2 separate regions of the Homo sapiens genome follow, and region 2 is linked to region 1. A link is an interaction called in ENCODE POLR2A ChIA-PET data of the cell type or tissue named here. Cell type or tissue: CD4-positive, alpha-beta T cell. All regions are shown on one strand. Links, peaks and the distances in the headings refer to the core of each region. The heading gives the core; the rest is flanking DNA.

Region 1 (9,878 bases), core at 2,385-6,384:
AAGCAAAAATTCTGTCACCTAAATATAAGCACACTTTTTAAATGTGTTCAAAATTGTATGGCTGTTTTTGAAGTTTCTTTAAGCTTCTGGATTATAAATTTTGAAATAAATTCTTTTGGAACTATATGGGTGAAAATTGATGATGTGTAAGTGTGGAAGTCTTCAGGGGTGCCTAGAGCAGCTAGACAGATAGTTAAGCTTCTCACCGGAAGTTGCACCTACCAGCAGCTGAAACACTGTCAGCAAAATACTTGTACTGTGTGATGGATGAGCTTGGGGATAGCAGGATTACATGTGATACTATCCAGTTTTTGTTTTGTTTTGTTTTTTGAGATGGAGTCTCGCTGTGTCGCCCAGGCTGGAATGCAGTGGCATGATCTCGGCTCACTGCAACCTCTGCCTCCCAGGTTCAAGCGATTCTTCTGCCTCAGCCTCCTGAGTAGCTGTGAATACAGGCACGTGCCACCATGCCCAGCTAATTTTTGTATTTTTAGTAGAGACAGGGTTTCACCATATTGGCCAGGCTGGTCTCAAACTCCTGACTTCGTGATCCACCTGCCTCAGCCTCCCAAAGTGCTGGGATTACAGACGGGAGCTACTGCACCCAGCTATACTATCCAGTTCTTATAACTACAAGTTACCCTACCAAAGTTTAACTTTCAAAAAACTATTAGAACTTTTAGTAAATAAAAAAATGAAATAATTAATTGAAATGGCAGTTCTGTGAGAGAGTACATTTTGTCTGTATTTGTTTTTCCTATAGTAAAGCCATCAATAAGGCCTATGAGGAGTATGTTTTATCTGTTGGGAATTTAGATGAGCGGATATTTCTTGGAGAGGATGCTGAGGAGGAAATTGGGACTCTCTCAAGGTGTCTGAACGCTGGTTCAGGAACAGAGACTGCTGAAAGGGTGCAGATGAAAAACATCTTACAGCAGCATTTTGACAAGGTGAGTTTAGCCATGCCAGAAGAGTAGAAATACAGGAGCAGGTAAGCCAGGGGTTCTTTTTTATTTTGGTAATTTCATGTTTGTGTTTTACTTGCCTACAGTATGAAGGAGAAAATTCTCATCATACTTCTCTTAATTGAAAAAGGTATCTCTATGATATTTGCTTTGTTAATATCAACTTTCATTCATTTTAGTGAGGTCTGAGAAAAAGAAATTAATATAAATTTAAACAAATGTGTCATGCTGATAATTGTTGGTTTTAAAAAGATGGGCCAGTAATATATGGTCTTATATGTAGTGAACATAGTGTAGGCATTTAGAAAGTGATAATTGACCTGACTGGGGCCTTCATTTAAGAGACTGGAGAAAATGAGGATCTACAGTCTTTAAGAAAATTCTTTTAAACTGAATTTCAGGACCACGTGGTATTATTTCAAACAGACACTTAGAGTGATGCAGGCCAAGAGTTTCCCTTCTGCTATGTGGTGGAACAGAAAACACCAAACTTCTGGCAAGTGCCACCAGGGAAACACTGGGTAATCCAAGGGCCAGTTCACCTGGAAGTGAGCTGCTTCAGACTTGAGACTGGTCTGCTTATTCATTCAACAGATATTCCTAAAGCATTTTATATGTCAGGTTGTGTCCTGGACACTGGAGATAAAGCAGTGAACAAAATAACCACGAGAACCCTGTTCTAAAGAAGCTTATATTCCAGTGTGGGGAGATGGACAGGAGATAAACAAGTAAATATATAGTATGTTGGGTGATGATAGATGAAGAAAATAGAGTAGTAATACAAAATATTGAGGGGAGGGGAGAATGGGATGGGTGGGCTGTGGTAGGTAAGGTGGTTGGGAACGGTGTCACACACCAGAAGTAAGTGAGGAAGCAAGCCATATGAATAGCTGGGTAAATGTATTTGAAGCTGAGAGCATAACAAATGCAAAGCCGTGAGGTTGGAACAGGATTAGCTTTTTGGAGGAACAGTGAGAATGCTAGTGTGGTAGGAATAGAGTGAGGGAAAAAGTGGTAAGAAGTGACGGGAGGCCAGGTGTGATGGCTCATACTTGTAATCCTAGCACATTGGGAGACTGAGGCAGAAGACTGCCTGAGCCCAGGAGTTCAAGACTAGTCTGGGCAACAAAGTGAGACCCCGTCTCTACATAAAATATTAATACAAAAAATAAGCTGGCCATGGTTGTGTCCACCTGTGGGCCCAGCTACTTGCGAGGCTGAGTTAGGAGGATTCGTTGAGCCCAGGAGTTCCAGGCTGCAGTGAGCCGTGATCGCGTCACTGCCCTCCAGCCTGGGTGACAGAGCAAGAGCCTGTCTTTAAAAAAAAAGAAAAGAAGAAGAAAAAGAAATGCAGGGAAGAGGGAACAAGAGAGCCAGACAGACCGTGTAGGCTTTGGAAGCCATCGTAAGGACTTTTGCTTCTGCTCTGATTGAGGTGAAAGCCATTAAGAGGGTTATTAAGAGGAGTGACTGATTTACATTTTTAAAGGTCTTCTGGGAAAGTGGGATTAGAGGCAAGGGTGGAAGTAGGGAGTTAAGAAGCTATTGGAATGATTCTGGCAATAGTTTATGGTGGCTTGCTTCAGAGAATGGTTTGTAGCTGGGCCATATTTTGGAGATGGCACCCACAGGATTTACCGAGGGTTTGTATCTAGGGTATGAGAAAAAGAGAACAGTGATGTCTCCAGTTGGGTGAATGATATAAAAGCTAAAATCCTGACAAGTGCCTGTAATGTTGTAAGTTATCTGGCCCTGGCTCTCTCTGAATTCATCTACTTTCCTCCCTCCTCACCCACTTATGCCACATTAACCTCCTTTTTTGTTCTTCAGATATGCCAGGCATGCCTGCAACACAAAGCCTTTGCCTTTGCAATTCCCTCTGCCTAAACTGTATTGCTTCAAGAGACTCATGTGGCTTCCTTCTCACTTCATTCTGGTCTCTGATAACCCAACTGCTATGTCAATAATAACCACAACATCCTCCCCAACCCTCAGGACTTCTTTTCCCCCTGACTCTGCTTGCTAGTGTTTCTCTTCGTATTTATCACTGTCTGACAGTAAGTAGGGAGGTAGGTAGAAAGAATTGTTTATTACCTGTCTCCTTGCATTAGAATATAAGCTTCACCAAGGCTGTGACCAGTGTTGTATGCAGCGCTTGGCACATAGTAGACATTCGGGGAACATTTACTACTGAAATTTATTAAGAGGGAAGAGCAAGTCTGGGGGAAGGGGAATCAAGAGTTAGGGTTATTAGCATGTTAAATTAGAGATGTCTTTTAAGCATCCTAGTAGAGAAGTTGAATAGACAGTTGAGGTATACAAGACCGGAGTTCACAGTTCACAGTAGAGGTTAGGGGTTGTGTATATATGTCCTGGGGTCATCAGGGTGGGTACAGATAGCTTTTTTTTTTTTTTTTTTTGAGATGGAGTCTCGCTCTGTCACCCAGGCTGGAGTGCAGTGGTGCAATCTCGGCTCACTGTGACCTCTGCCACCTGGGTTCAAGCGATTCTCCTGCCTCAGCCTCCTGAGTAGCTGGGATTACAGGTGCCTGCCACCATGCCCAGCTAATTTTTTGTATTTTTAGTAGAAACGGCATTTCACCATCTTGGCTAGTCTGGTCTTGAACTCCTGACCTCATGATCTTCCCGCCTCGGCTTCCTGAAGTGCTGGGATTATAGGCGTGAGCCACCATGCCCAGCCGTAGATGGCTTTTAAAGCTATAAAATGAGGAGGGATTACTTAGAGGTATGAATTGAGAGAGAATACAAGAGGACTAAGGACAAAGCTCAGGGTCACTCCAAATTTTGTAAGTCTTCATTTGGAGATGGAACATCCTAATATTTTTAAGATACCGACTTAATATTTGCACCCAAGTTAAAGATTCCTCTTGATCAGAATGAACAGGAAGCTTTAAGCTAAGCACAGTGCTACCAAGAAGCACCATGTTGACCTTGAGGACTCTGGCAGGAAGCTGTTTGTGGTTGTCACACCTAGTTTCCTCTGTGAAACTACTGCTGCCTGTGGGTGATGTGGTTATATGCTGCTGGCTGCTGTTGATTCTCCTGTTTGTGTACAAGGTGTTTTTCCCTCCCAGTGCCTCCCAATGTAGGCATCGGTTCATGCACAGTGAAGTAGTTGGCTGCAAGAAACCTTGTAAGGCAGGGAGCAGCCTTTTGAATGCAATAATCTACCCAAATCATTTTATTGACTTAATTATAGAATGAATTTCTTTGAAACAAAGTGAAAGTCTTAGTTGTATTACACTTTAAGACATAGAGAAAACATGTAGGTTTGTTTCTGTATACAGTAAATTTCTGTGCTTTTCTATATCTTATGAAACTTGAATAGTTGGCTCTGTTGCCAGGTGAAAGTTTTGCTAGGTTTTTTAAAAAATTAGAATAAGTACATTTAATACACAGGGAAATTTTATCTTGAATATTAAAAGACATTGTTAAGCTATCTTAACCTTTCAGAGTTTATTTGAAAAATCAGAAAGATGTTTTACTGGCTCCTTTGACACCAAGTCACATCTTCTCCATATTTATTGTCAAGAATGTTGACTTTAACTTATTTCTCTGAAGACCTGTCTACCTTAGGGGGAGAACCTGTGATAGATTCTGGTAACCAAAGGTAGAGGAGGGGCAGGAAGACCAATGAAGGCTGTTCTGCATCAAGTTGCCTTTTTAGGGAATGTTCAACTTATTATCTGTCTCTGAAGCAAATTTGAATATTTGGATGGTGGGTGTATTAATTCATTTTAACGCTGCTGATAAAGACATGCCCAAAACTGGGAACAAAAAGAGGTTTAATTGGACTTACAGTTCCACATGACTGGGGAGTCCTCAGAATCATGGTGTGAGGCGAAAGGCACTTCTTAGGTGGCGGTGGCAAGAGAAAAATGAGGAAGAAGCAAAAGTGGAAACCCCTGATAAGGCCGTCAGATCTCGCGAGACGTATTCACTATCACAAGAATAGAACGGGAAAGACTGGCCTCCATAATTCAATTACCTCCCACTGGGTGCCTCACACAGCACATGGGAATTCTGGGAAATACAATTCAAGTTGAGGCTTCGATGCAGACATAGCCAAACCATATCAGTAGGCTTTTGTTAAATCATGGATTTTTTTTGGAACCAAATTTAATCACAATTTTCTTTTATCTTTGAGTGTCTGCAAAAATAGCAGTAGATGGGAATTGTGAAATTCTGTTTCTCAGAGCTGAGAATAATCTTAATTTTTCAGGTGAGCAGAATGCTTATCTTTGCCTCCGAGCATAAGTTTTACAAGAGGGAATGTAGGGAGCTGTACCTTATTTTAGAGTTTTAACTTTTAAGAGACAAACTTTTAGTTAGCTAAAATACAAATTATTCTTTCACACCTTCGTCTTCACATGGATATTGGCGGCTCTTAATGCTGTTATGTTTAAATTCCAAGAATGGTGACATTTGAGTCACTAAAATTTATTGATATTGTAAAGATAAAGTCTTACTGGCTTGAAGTCCCATTTGTGAAGTGAATTAAAGTCTTTCTGGCCTAAAATAATGTTCTTTAAAAAATGTTTATTAATTCTGTGTAATTTTTTTTTTCTTTAGTCCAAAGCACTTAGAATCTCCACACCACTAACTGGTGTTAGGTACATTAAGGAGAATAGCCCTTGTGTGACTCCAGTTTCTACAGCTACGCATAGCTTGAGTCGTCTTCACACCATGCTGACAGGCCTCAGGAATGCACCAAGTGAGAAACTGGAACAGATTCTCAGGTTAGTTTGAGCCCTGTCTGCTTTCTAAGATTTGGTTATTGACCATTTTCCAATTTCCTATTCTTTCATTATTAATGCCTTAATTCACCCATGAATAATTTTTTATCAATTGTATACTCAGTCCTGTTGTGAGTCTATAGAGGACCTAGCAATAAGATGTATAAGTGGAAGATCTTCTTTCCTTAGATTTCTTTAATATAATACAAGACACAGTAACTAATAACACCAGACAGTGTAGAGTAAAACACAAAAGTGTCTTATTGCCAACTGTTCTTTCAAGATTTCAGGGAGTGGTGAGGTGGGGGCGGGGGGAAGCTCAGTGATGATGGGAATTGTCAAAGGACTTTATGAAGAGGGTTGAACCTGAGGTAAGTTCTGAAGGGTGACTCAGATTTGAAAAGATTAATAGAGTTCCACATGTTCATAAAGCAGGACAAAAACCACTGTAACTTTTGTAAGCTCTATAAAACATCCTTATCCTGGAAAGGAAGTTCACTGCATTTAGTTCCTTTGATCTCCCTGAGACTGGTAGGAATATCATTGAGTTTTAATTAAAAGCCCAGTAGGCTGAATCTCATCATCTTATGCATAACCTTTGGCAAGTTGATTTGAAAAGTTACCTCCAAGGTCCCTCTCAGTCCTAAAACCTTATGATATGATAACGTAGACCCAAAAGGACCCCATTTTATTTCTGATGATGGTATATCAAGAAGACCCTATATGTACACATAAGTAATTTCCCACTCATAGCCAGGCTTCTTAAATGCCAACTACTTTTCCTTTACATTTTAGTGAAGTCTGCTTTATTCATAAACTTGATTGTGATTTATACTCAACAAGTTATATCTCTGTGGCCTCTTCCTGAGTCATGTTTTTCAGATGCACCTTGTTTGCCTTGAATTTAGAAGCATTTCGTAAATACATTTCAGAAGCCATCTTAATCTCTGTGTCTTCCAGATCGCTTTACAGTTTCTAACTAGGCATAACAGCATTTTAAATCTTAGGTACCATTAGTGGGGTTAAATAAATATTACCAGTAAATACTAGGTAAAATAAAGGGTGCTATTTTTGTTGAAAGGTATGTGTGTGTGTGTTCCCAGAAAAATTCTGCTTGTATATGTATTCAGTAGTTATCTCTAGCAGGACTGTAATTGATTTTTATTCTCTTTATAATTTTTTAAACTTGCTTCATTTTCACAAAGAATATGTATATAATTATATATATATTTGTGATCAAGATAAAAACAGTTGTTACAAAAAGCTTACATGGTGATAATTTGTATAATGCTTCTGGATTGAACATATATTGCTTTCTAATAATAGAAAGACTGAAGTAAACCTCGTTGGCGGGAAAAAAATGTAGAATGCCAGGAACAGTTTATGTGAGTCTGTAGTATGGGTTTTACACCCCTTCATTCTATTTTCTTCCAGGTGTTCTTAATGGGAGTTTTACTGTCCTCTAGGGAAATAGTTAAGGGCAAGTTTGGGATAATCAGTGACTGGGGATGTGTAGGACAGGTGGGGGACAGTCATAGATATCGAATGGGCCCAGGCCAAGGTTGCTAAACTTCCTGCACTGAAAGGTGTATCCCCGGCCGGGCGAAGTGGCTCATTCCTGTAATCCTAACACTTTGGGAGCCTGAGGCAAGTGGATCACTTGAGGCCAGGAGTTCGAGACCAGCCTGGCCAACATGGTGAAACCCCATCTCTACTGAAAATACAAAAATTAGCTGGGCGTGGTGGCAGGTGCCTGCAGTTCCAGCTACTTGGAGGCTGAGGCAGGAGAATCACTTGAACCTGGGAGGTGGAGGTTGCAGTGAGCCAAGACTGCATCACTGCATTCCATCCTGGGTGAAAGAGCGAGACTCTGTCTCAAAAAAAATATATATATATAAAATAAAAGGTGTAGCTCCCACAAGAAAAGTTTTTTTTTTTTTCATTCAAACTGGTAATACCACCACCTTTGAAAAGGAAGTATGGGATCTCTTGGATTAATTTGGGAAGTGTATAGTTTCTGTTCAGAGTGTTTTATATTTACATGTTAGTGAAATTATAGAAACATTTTATCCCCTTGTGACTTGACAAGACCTTTAAATTATGTTATTTCTCATTACCTTTTTTAGGACATGTTCCAGAGATCCAACCCAGGCTATTGCTAACAGACTGAAAGAAATGTTTGAAATATATTCTCAGCATTTCCAGCCAGACGAGGATTTCAGTAATTGTGCTAAAGGTAAGGTTTAACATTGTTATTCTGCTTTTATGTTTGAAGTTTAACTAAATGGAGTCATTTCTTACTAACTAAGAAAGATGAGGAAAAGATTTATGACTTTAGACTGAAGGCTAGGATATGGCTGTCCAATTTTTCTGGTCAACCAACTGATTTCTGAGCCCTTCTCAGTAAGATAGAAATTTTAGAATGGTATCTTTATTATATTGGACTTCTGATGCTTTTTTATCTGCAAATCTTTAGGTTTTTTTTGTAAACTGGAAATTAAATAGAAGTGTAGTGATTCTTCAACATATTGAGAATAAGGACAGGAGATATCACTGTTATGGGCCCAAACCTGGCCTAGGAATTGTTTGCTGTCAGGAATTGGAACTAAGTAGGTGTGGACTAGTAAGCCAATTACATACCTCTTAGCATTGGTCTGTTTTGTTCAAACATAGAGGAAAAAAAAGGGTGTTAGTCTTAAATGATATTACAGTTCCTTATGTGCAAATTTCATTTAATAATTTTAGAAAAATGTGACTGTTACCATGAAGAAAATTAAGGTATCTTAGGGATAATTAAAACACCAATCATAAGAAGTGTGCATATCTAAAGTATTGGGTTGGTTTTGAATTTTATTTTGTGAGTAAAGGAGGAGGAATGGGCCTTTATTTTCTTTGTGTGCCATTTTTGTGGGGTTTTTTTTTTTATTATTTCTACAGAAATTGCCAGCAAACATTTTCGTTTTGCGGAGATGCTTTACTATAAAGTATTAGAATCTGTTATTGAGCAGGAACAAAAAAGACTAGGAGACATGGATTTATCTGTGAGTAAAATAACCAATGTATTGATCAGCGCAATGAAACATAATTTCCTTCCTGCCCTATTCTGTGGGTTGTTTTTTTTACTTTATATATAGTCTCCTTTCATACACAAAAGTTTTTAATTTTGATGAAATCCAATATATTTTTTCACTAGTTGCCTGTGCTTTTGTTTTATGTATGTATGTATGTATGTATTTACCTATTTGAGATGGAGTCTTGCGCTGTCGCCAAGGCTGGAGTGTAGTGGCACGATCTCGGCTCAATGCAACCTCCGCCTCCTGGGTTCAAGCAATTCTCCTGCCTCAGTCTCCCAAATAGCTGGGATTATAGGCATGTGCCACCATGCCCAGCTCATTTTTGTATTTTTCGTAGAGATGGGGTTTTGCCATGTTGGCCAGGCTGGTCTTGAACTCCAGACGTCAGGTGGTCCGCATGCCTTGGCCTCCCAAAGTGCTAGGATTACAGGCGTGAGCCACCGCACCTGGCCTGTTGCCTGTGCCTTTGGTGCTTCAGTAGCTTTTAATTAAAAAATAATAATTATTGACAATGTTGGAAAATTATAAGCAAAAAGAACAAAATAAAAATCATCTATGATTAATGTCATCCTATGATAAACATATTCACTTTTGGTACATGGTCATCTAGCCAGTCACCTGCCTGCCTGCCTTTCTGTTTTTTTGGGTTTGTTGTTGAGACAGAGTCTCACTCTCTTGCCCAGGCTAGAGTGCAGTGGTGCAATCTCGGCTCACTGCAACCTCTGCCTCCCAGATTCAAGTGATTCTTGAACAGTGTTGCCTGGGCTGGTCTCAAACTCTGGACCTCAGGTGATCTGCCTGCTTCGGCCTTCCAAAGTGCTGGAATTACAGGTATGAGCCACCTGCCTGGCCCCTTTCAATATTTTTTTTTCCTTTTTTTTTTTTTTTTTTTTTTTTGAGCCAGAGTTTCGCTCTTGTTGCTCAGGCTGGAGTGCAGTGGTGCAACGTCGGCTTACTGCAACCTCTACCTCCTGGGTTCAATTGCTTCTCCTGCCTCAGCCTCTGAGTAGCTGGGACTACAGGTGTGTGCCACCACACCTGGCTAATTTTCTATTTTTAGTAGAGATGGGGTTTCACCATGT
Region 2 (6,592 bases), core at 1-4,000, 290 kb after region 1:
GGGTACCCACCATTCTATTCTTTGCTTCTTTGAGTTCAGTTGTTTTTGATTCCACATGTAAGTGAGAATATGCAGTATTTGTCCTTCTGTACCTGGCTTATTTCACTTAGCATAATGTTCTCTCATTCCATCCAATGTTGCTGCAAATGACAAAATTTCTTTCTTTTTAAAGGCTGAGTGGTATTTACGGGCTGTGTATATATGTCACATTTTCTTTGTCCATTCATCTGTTGATGAACACTTTGGTTGATTCCATAAGTTGAATAGTGCATAGTGCTGCAGTGAACATGGGAGTGCAGACATCTCTTTGACATACCAATTTCAAGTATCCTGGGTAAATATCCAGAAGTGAAATTGCTGGATCATATGGTAATTCTATTGTTAGTTTTTTTGAGAACTCCATAATTGCTGTACTGATTCACATTCCCACCAACAGATTGCAGGGGTTCCCTTTTCTCAACATCCTCACTAAAACTTATTTTTATCTCTTTGACAGTAGTCCTTCTGGCTGGTGTGAGGGGATATCTCATTGTGGTTTTAATTTGCATTTCTTTAATGATTAGTAATGTTGAGCATTTTTTTCATGTATCTGGTGGCCATTTGTCTTCTTTTGAGAAATGTCTATTCAGGTACCTTCCCCATTTTTTAACTGGGTTATTAAATTTTTAATGTAGAGGTATTTGAGTTTAGATATTAATCAGATGTATAGCTTATAAATGTTTTCTCCCAATCTGTAGGTTGTCTCTTCACTTTTTTAATTGTTTCCTTTCTTGTGCAGAAGCTTTTTATTTTGATGTAATCCCATTTGTCTATTTTGCTTTTGTTGCCTTTGTTTTTAGGGGTCAGATATAAAAATAATTGCTCAGACGAATGTCCTGTAGTTTATCTACTATGTTGTCTTCTAGTAGTTTTGTAGTTTCAGGTCTTATGTTTAAGTCTGTAGTCCATTTGAGTTGATTTTAGTATATGGTGTGAGATAAGGGTTCAATTTTATTCTTTTGCATATGGATATCCAGTTTTCTCAACACCGTTTATTGAAGTGACTGTCCTTTCCCCAAAGTATATACTTGGCACGTTTGTCAAACCCACATACATGCATGGGTTCATTTCTGGGCTCTATTCTGTTCATTGGTTGATGAGCCCATTTTTCACTAGTACCATGCTGTTTTAATTACTATTGCTTTGTAATATGGTTGGAAATAAGGTAGTGTGATGCCTCCAGCTTTGTTCTTTTTGTGCATGATTATCTTGGATATTCAGGGTTTTTTCTTGTGTGTGTGGTTCCATATGAATTTTAGGATTATATTTTCTATTTGTATGAAAAATGACATTGGAATGTTGATAGGGATTGAATTGAATGTGTAGATTGCTTTGGGTAGTATGGACATTTTAACAATATTAATTCTTCTAGTCTATGACATGGGATATCATTTACTTAGTTGTATCATCTTCAGTATCTTTCATTAATGTTTTATTGTTTTCAGTGTATAGGTCTTTTACCTCCTTGGTATTAAATTTATTCCTAAGTATTATTTTTTCACAACTCACTCTTCATAGAACTATTTTTTATAGCTATTTTATTTATTTATTTATTTAGAGACAGAGTCTTTCTCTGTCACCCAGGCAGGAGTGCAGTGATGTGATCTTGGCTCACTGCAGCTTCCACCTCCTAGGTTCAAGCAATTCTCGTGCCTCAGCCTCCTGAGTAGCTGGGCCTACAGGTGTGCACCACCATGCCTGGCTAATTTTTTGTATATTTAGTACAGACAGGGTATCGCCATGTTGGCCAGGCTGGTCTTGAACTCCTGACGTCAGGTGATCCACCCACCTTGGCTGGGATTACAGGTGTGAGCCACTGTGCCTGGCCTGTAGCTATTTTATTTTATTATTTTATTTTATTTTTTTGAAACGGATTCTTGCTCTGTTGCCCAGGCTGGAGTGCAGTGGTGCGATTTCAGCTTACTGCAACCTCCGTCTCCTGAGTTCCAGCAATTCTCCAGCCTCAGCCTCCCCAGTAGCTGGGACTACAGGTACATGCCACCGTGCCCGGCCAACTTTTTTGTATTTTTAGTAGAGACGAGGTTTCACCATGTGGGCCAGGCTGGTCTCAAACTCCTGACCTCAGGTGATCCACCCGCCTCGGCTTCCCAAAGTGCTGGGATTACAGGCATGAGCCACCGTGCCCAGCCTTGTAGCTATTTTAAATGGGATTGTTTTCTTGATTTCTTTTTTATATAGTTCACTGTTAGCATATAGAAAGACTACTGATTTTTGTGTGTTGATTTTGTATCCTGCAGCTTAATTGTATTCATTTATTAGTTCTAACAGTATTTTGGTGGAATTTGTAGGGTTTTTAATATGTAGTGTAAGAGCATATCATCAGCAAACAGCAATAGTTTTACTTCTTCCTTTCCTATTTGGATGCTTTTTTTCTCTTTTTCTTGCCTGATTGCTCTGGCAATACTCTAATACTATATTCCACTTCTGTACTGAATAGAAGTGGCAAGAGTGGGTATCTTTGTCTTATTCTGAATCTTGGAGGAAAAGATTTTAATTCTTTTTTTCTTTTTTTTTTTTTTGAGACGAAGTCTTCGCTCTGTGGCCCACGCGGGAGTGCAGTGGCGCAATCTCGGGTCACTGCAAGCTCCGCCTCCCGGGTTCATGCCATTCTCCTGCCTCAGCCTCCCGAGTAGCTGGGACTACAGGCGCCCGCCATCACGCCCGGCCAATTTTTTTGTATTTTTAGTAGAGACGGGGTTTCACCGTGTTAGCCAGGATGGTCTCGATCTCCTGACCTCGTGATCCGCCCGCCTCGGCCTCCCAAAGTGCTGGGATCACAAGCGTGAGCCACTGCGCCCGGCCAAGATTTTAATTCTTTACCATTGAGTATAATGGTAGCTGTGGGCTTATGTATGGCCTTTATTGTGTTGAGGCACATTCCTTTTATACCTAAGGTATTGAGTGTTTTTATCATGAGAGGATATTGAATTCTCTCAAATGCTTTTTCTGCATCTAATGAGATGACCATCTGGTTTTTGTCCTTCATGTAGAATGTAATTTCAATTGGGAATCAAATGGCAGATCTAATTTAGGGGCAGAAAGAGAGTTTGTTTCATCAGTTATCAAAGAATCTGTGCAAGAAATAACATTGGTGAAAACAGAGTCATGGAAGTAAAAGAATAAGTAGTAAGAAGAGACAGAGTTGAATTGAGGCTATCATAACTGATATTAATGAATTTTAAATTGCATTTGGCATGTTTAATTGGTAAGATTATGAACCTGTAATTTTTCTCTTTGCTTATAACTTATATCAAAGTCTGGCCCTTGAGCTAAGAATGGCTTTTTTCTTTTTCTTTTTCTTTTCTTTTCTTTTTTTTTTGAGGCAGAGTCTCACTCTGTTTCCCAGGCTGGAGTGCAGTGGTGCGATCTTGGCTCACTGCAACCTCTGCCTCCCAGGTTCAAGCAATTCTCCTGCCTCAGCCTCCTGAGTAACTGGGATTACAGGTGCACGCCACCACACCTGGCGAATTTTTTGTATTTTTAGTAGAGATGGGGTTTTGCCATGTTGGTCAGGCTGTTCTCAAACTCCTGACCTCAGGTCATCTGCCCTCCTTGGCCTCCCAAAGTGCTGGGATTACAGGCATGAGCCACTGTGCTCGGCCAATAATGGCTTTTAAATTTTTAAAAGATTATAAAGAAAAACAAAGAAGAAGAAGAATATTTAATAGGGGCCATATGTGGCCTGCAAAGCCTGAAATGTTACTAGTTAGTCCTTTACAGAAGAAGTTTGCTGACCTTGGTAAGTTTGCTTACCATCTCTACAAACTATTATCAAAAAGGATCACACTTAACCAAAATGTGAGTTCCTGGAGAATTGGGAACTCATTGCTTTTATTAATCTCTGTGTCTTTCAGTCTAGCATGGTACATGGCAACACAGTAGAAGATCACAGCAATTTTACTTGATTGAATTGCACACAGAACATGGGCAATATGGAAGACAGTTTAGAGGATGAAAACCAAAAACAAATTACGAAGGTTGTAGGTCTAAAGAAATAGAACTGTTCTTCCTCTGTGCTTGTGGGTGGTGACATTCCTGGTTTGTTTAAACCTAAGTATGGACGTTTATTTAATTTTCATATTCATCTTCAAATAAAAGGAAGGTTTTAAAACAGATGTGTCCAATCTTTTGGCTTCCCTGGGCCACAATGGAAGAATTGTCCTGGGCCACACATAAAATACACTAACACTGGTCAGGAGTGGTGGCTCACACCTGTAATCCCAGCACTTTGGGAGGCCAAGGCGAGAGATCACTTGAGCTCAGGAGTTCGAGACCAGCCCAGGCAACATAGTGAGACCCTCTCTCTATTAAAAAAAAATTTACCATCCTGGCTAACACGGTGAAACCCCGTCTCTACTAAAAATACAAAAAATTAGCCGGGCGTGGTGGCCGGTGCCTGTAGTCCCAGCTATTTGGGAGGCTGAGGCAGGAGAATGGCATGAACCCGGGAGGCGAAGCTTGCAGTGAGCTGAGATCATGCCACTGCACTCCAGCCTGGGCTACAGAGCGAGACTCCATCTCAAAAAAAAAAATTTAAAAAGAATGAAGTATTGGCACATGCTACACCATGGACTAATGTTGAAAACATTATTCTAAGTGAAAGCCAGATATGGAAGACTAATATTATATGGTTCCATTTATATAAAATGTCTATAACAGGCAAATCTATGAAGATGGGAAGTAGGTGAGTGATTGCCCAGGGGTGGGGTGAGAATCAGGAGTGAGGGCTGATCGGTGCAGGGGTTTCTTTTTGGAGTGATAACAAAGTTCTAAACTTAGAATATGGTGATTGTTGAACAACTCTGTGGATATACTAAAAACCATTGAATCATATACTATAAGTTGGTGAATTTTATGTTACGTGAATTACATCTCAAAGATACTAACAAAAATAATGATGCAGTGGATTGCCTATTTCCTAGTGATGTTGCTGGTTATTTTTCTCTCTGATTCAAGCTGCAGTCAGGATTTGAATCGCTTACATTTTACCTTCTTGAAGTAAGATCTTCTAAAAACAAAATTGACTTATAGTCAAATCCTCTTTGACCCAGCTATGTTCTACTTACATGAATTTGCTCCATTTTTTGTACTGGCACATGGGCACAAAGACATATGTATAAGAATATTCATTGTGGCATTATTTGTAGTGGCAGAACACGAGCAATCTAAGTATCCATCAGTAGGGAACAGTTTAAATACATTAAGGGAGATGAAGCTAGTGAAGATGAAACTGTCTTCAAGACAATTAAAAGAACAAGGTGTAGAATACTGTTACTATTTGTGTAAAATGCTTGCATATAGACAGAATATGTTGTAAAGATTCAACAGTGGCTACCTCTTTGGGAGGCAAAGATTGGGCTGATCTAGTAATAGGAGAGGGACAGCCTATTGCAGGGTTGCACTTTAAAAAAAAATTATACTTTCTTTTCATGGAAGCATTATTCATAATTAAAAAGTGGAACCAATGCAAATGTCCACCAGCTGATGAATGGATAAACCAAATATGGTATAGCCATCCAGTCACGTAAGTAGGGTCAAAGGGGATTTGAATATAAATCAATTTCATTTTGAGGAAATCTTAATTCAAAAGGGTAGTGTTCAAATATTATCTTTAAAATTAAAAAAGTTGACTCCTAGACTATATCTCAGCAATCAATCTTGCATATCTTTTTGCATACTTCTTTTCAATCCATATGGAATAATTTGTCTTAAGACTCATCCCTTCAATTCACCCTCCAACCACTAATGATGCAGCAATTATGTGGTTCCACTGTAATTTTAACACTGTCTTCTAACCCAGCTGTGTGGCAGCAGTGTATCTGCAGGGCAAGAATGTGGCTTGCAAGGGTCAATATCACACTGCCCACAATTATTTTAATGTCTCCTCTGAAATGATAAATGAACTTTATAGTTATAATAAAAAGTAAACCCATTCCCCCTAAGGTATAAAGGGTGTACAATTTACATAGTCAGATATGACTGCCTTTTTTTTTTTTTTTAAAGAATCCTTCGTTGAGGGCTTTAAAAAAAAACAGGGTTAGGGATAGGAATAGGTGGCTCATGCCTGTAGTTCCAGCACTTTGGGAGGCTGAGGCAAGTGGATCACTTGAGCCCAGGAGTTTGAGACCAGCCTGGGCAACATGGTGAAACCTTGTCTCTACAAAATATTTGCTGTGCATGATGGCGTGCACATGTAGTCCCAGCTACTCAGGAGGCTGAGGTGGGAGGATCACCTGAGCCTAGGGAGTTGAGGTTGCAGTGAGCCGTGATCGCATCACTGCATTCCAGCATGGGCAACAGAGAGAGACCCTGTCTCAAAAAAAAAAAAAAAACAAAACAAAACAAAATGCAAAACCAGAAAAACCAGGGATGGGTTTTCAGTGTGGGCATTTATTTGATCCAGCCCAATAAACATGATTAAAATATGAAAATGTTATAGGATTTATAGCTGCTCCTCTAGGAACTTACACTTTTTTTTTTTTTGCTGTTGTTGGCATAATTGGAAGAAATTCTTCCAAGTTTTGCATCTGCA

Evidence for each region. ChIA-PET counts read pairs that join two places held together with the same protein. Peaks named below come from ENCODE experiments on the same cell type or tissue, not always from the same donor. Only the 100,000 strongest peaks of a DNase experiment are listed, where the experiment ranks them.
Region 2: POLR2A ChIA-PET joins it to region 1 with 5 read pairs; 2 of 35 experiments call an interaction of 5 or more read pairs at or near these places.

What each region holds. Positions count from the first base shown.
Region 1 is chr16:53,453,893-53,463,770 of GRCh38, forward strand. It overlaps RBL2 (RB transcriptional corepressor like 2), which reads left to right. Exons shown (of 22, transcript NM_005611.4): 8 at 764-950; 9 at 5,559-5,725; 10 at 7,849-7,958; 11 at 8,660-8,763. Among named protein-coding and RNA genes, the nearest start is that of RBL2, 24 kb to the left of the region's middle. In CD4-positive, alpha-beta T cell, for the core only: no CTCF peak of the experiment used is centred there; DNase peaks (open chromatin) are centred at 2,909 and 3,969; H3K4me3 peaks cover 1,822 bases; H3K27ac peaks cover 2,415 bases.
Region 2 is chr16:53,746,877-53,753,468 of GRCh38, forward strand. The region is part of intron 1 of FTO (FTO alpha-ketoglutarate dependent dioxygenase); the gene reads left to right. All of the region lies in intron 1 of LOC124903691 (a long non-coding RNA gene), which reads right to left. Among named protein-coding and RNA genes, the nearest start is that of FTO, 46 kb to the left of the region's middle. In CD4-positive, alpha-beta T cell, for the core only: no CTCF peak of the experiment used is centred there; no DNase peak of the experiment used is centred there.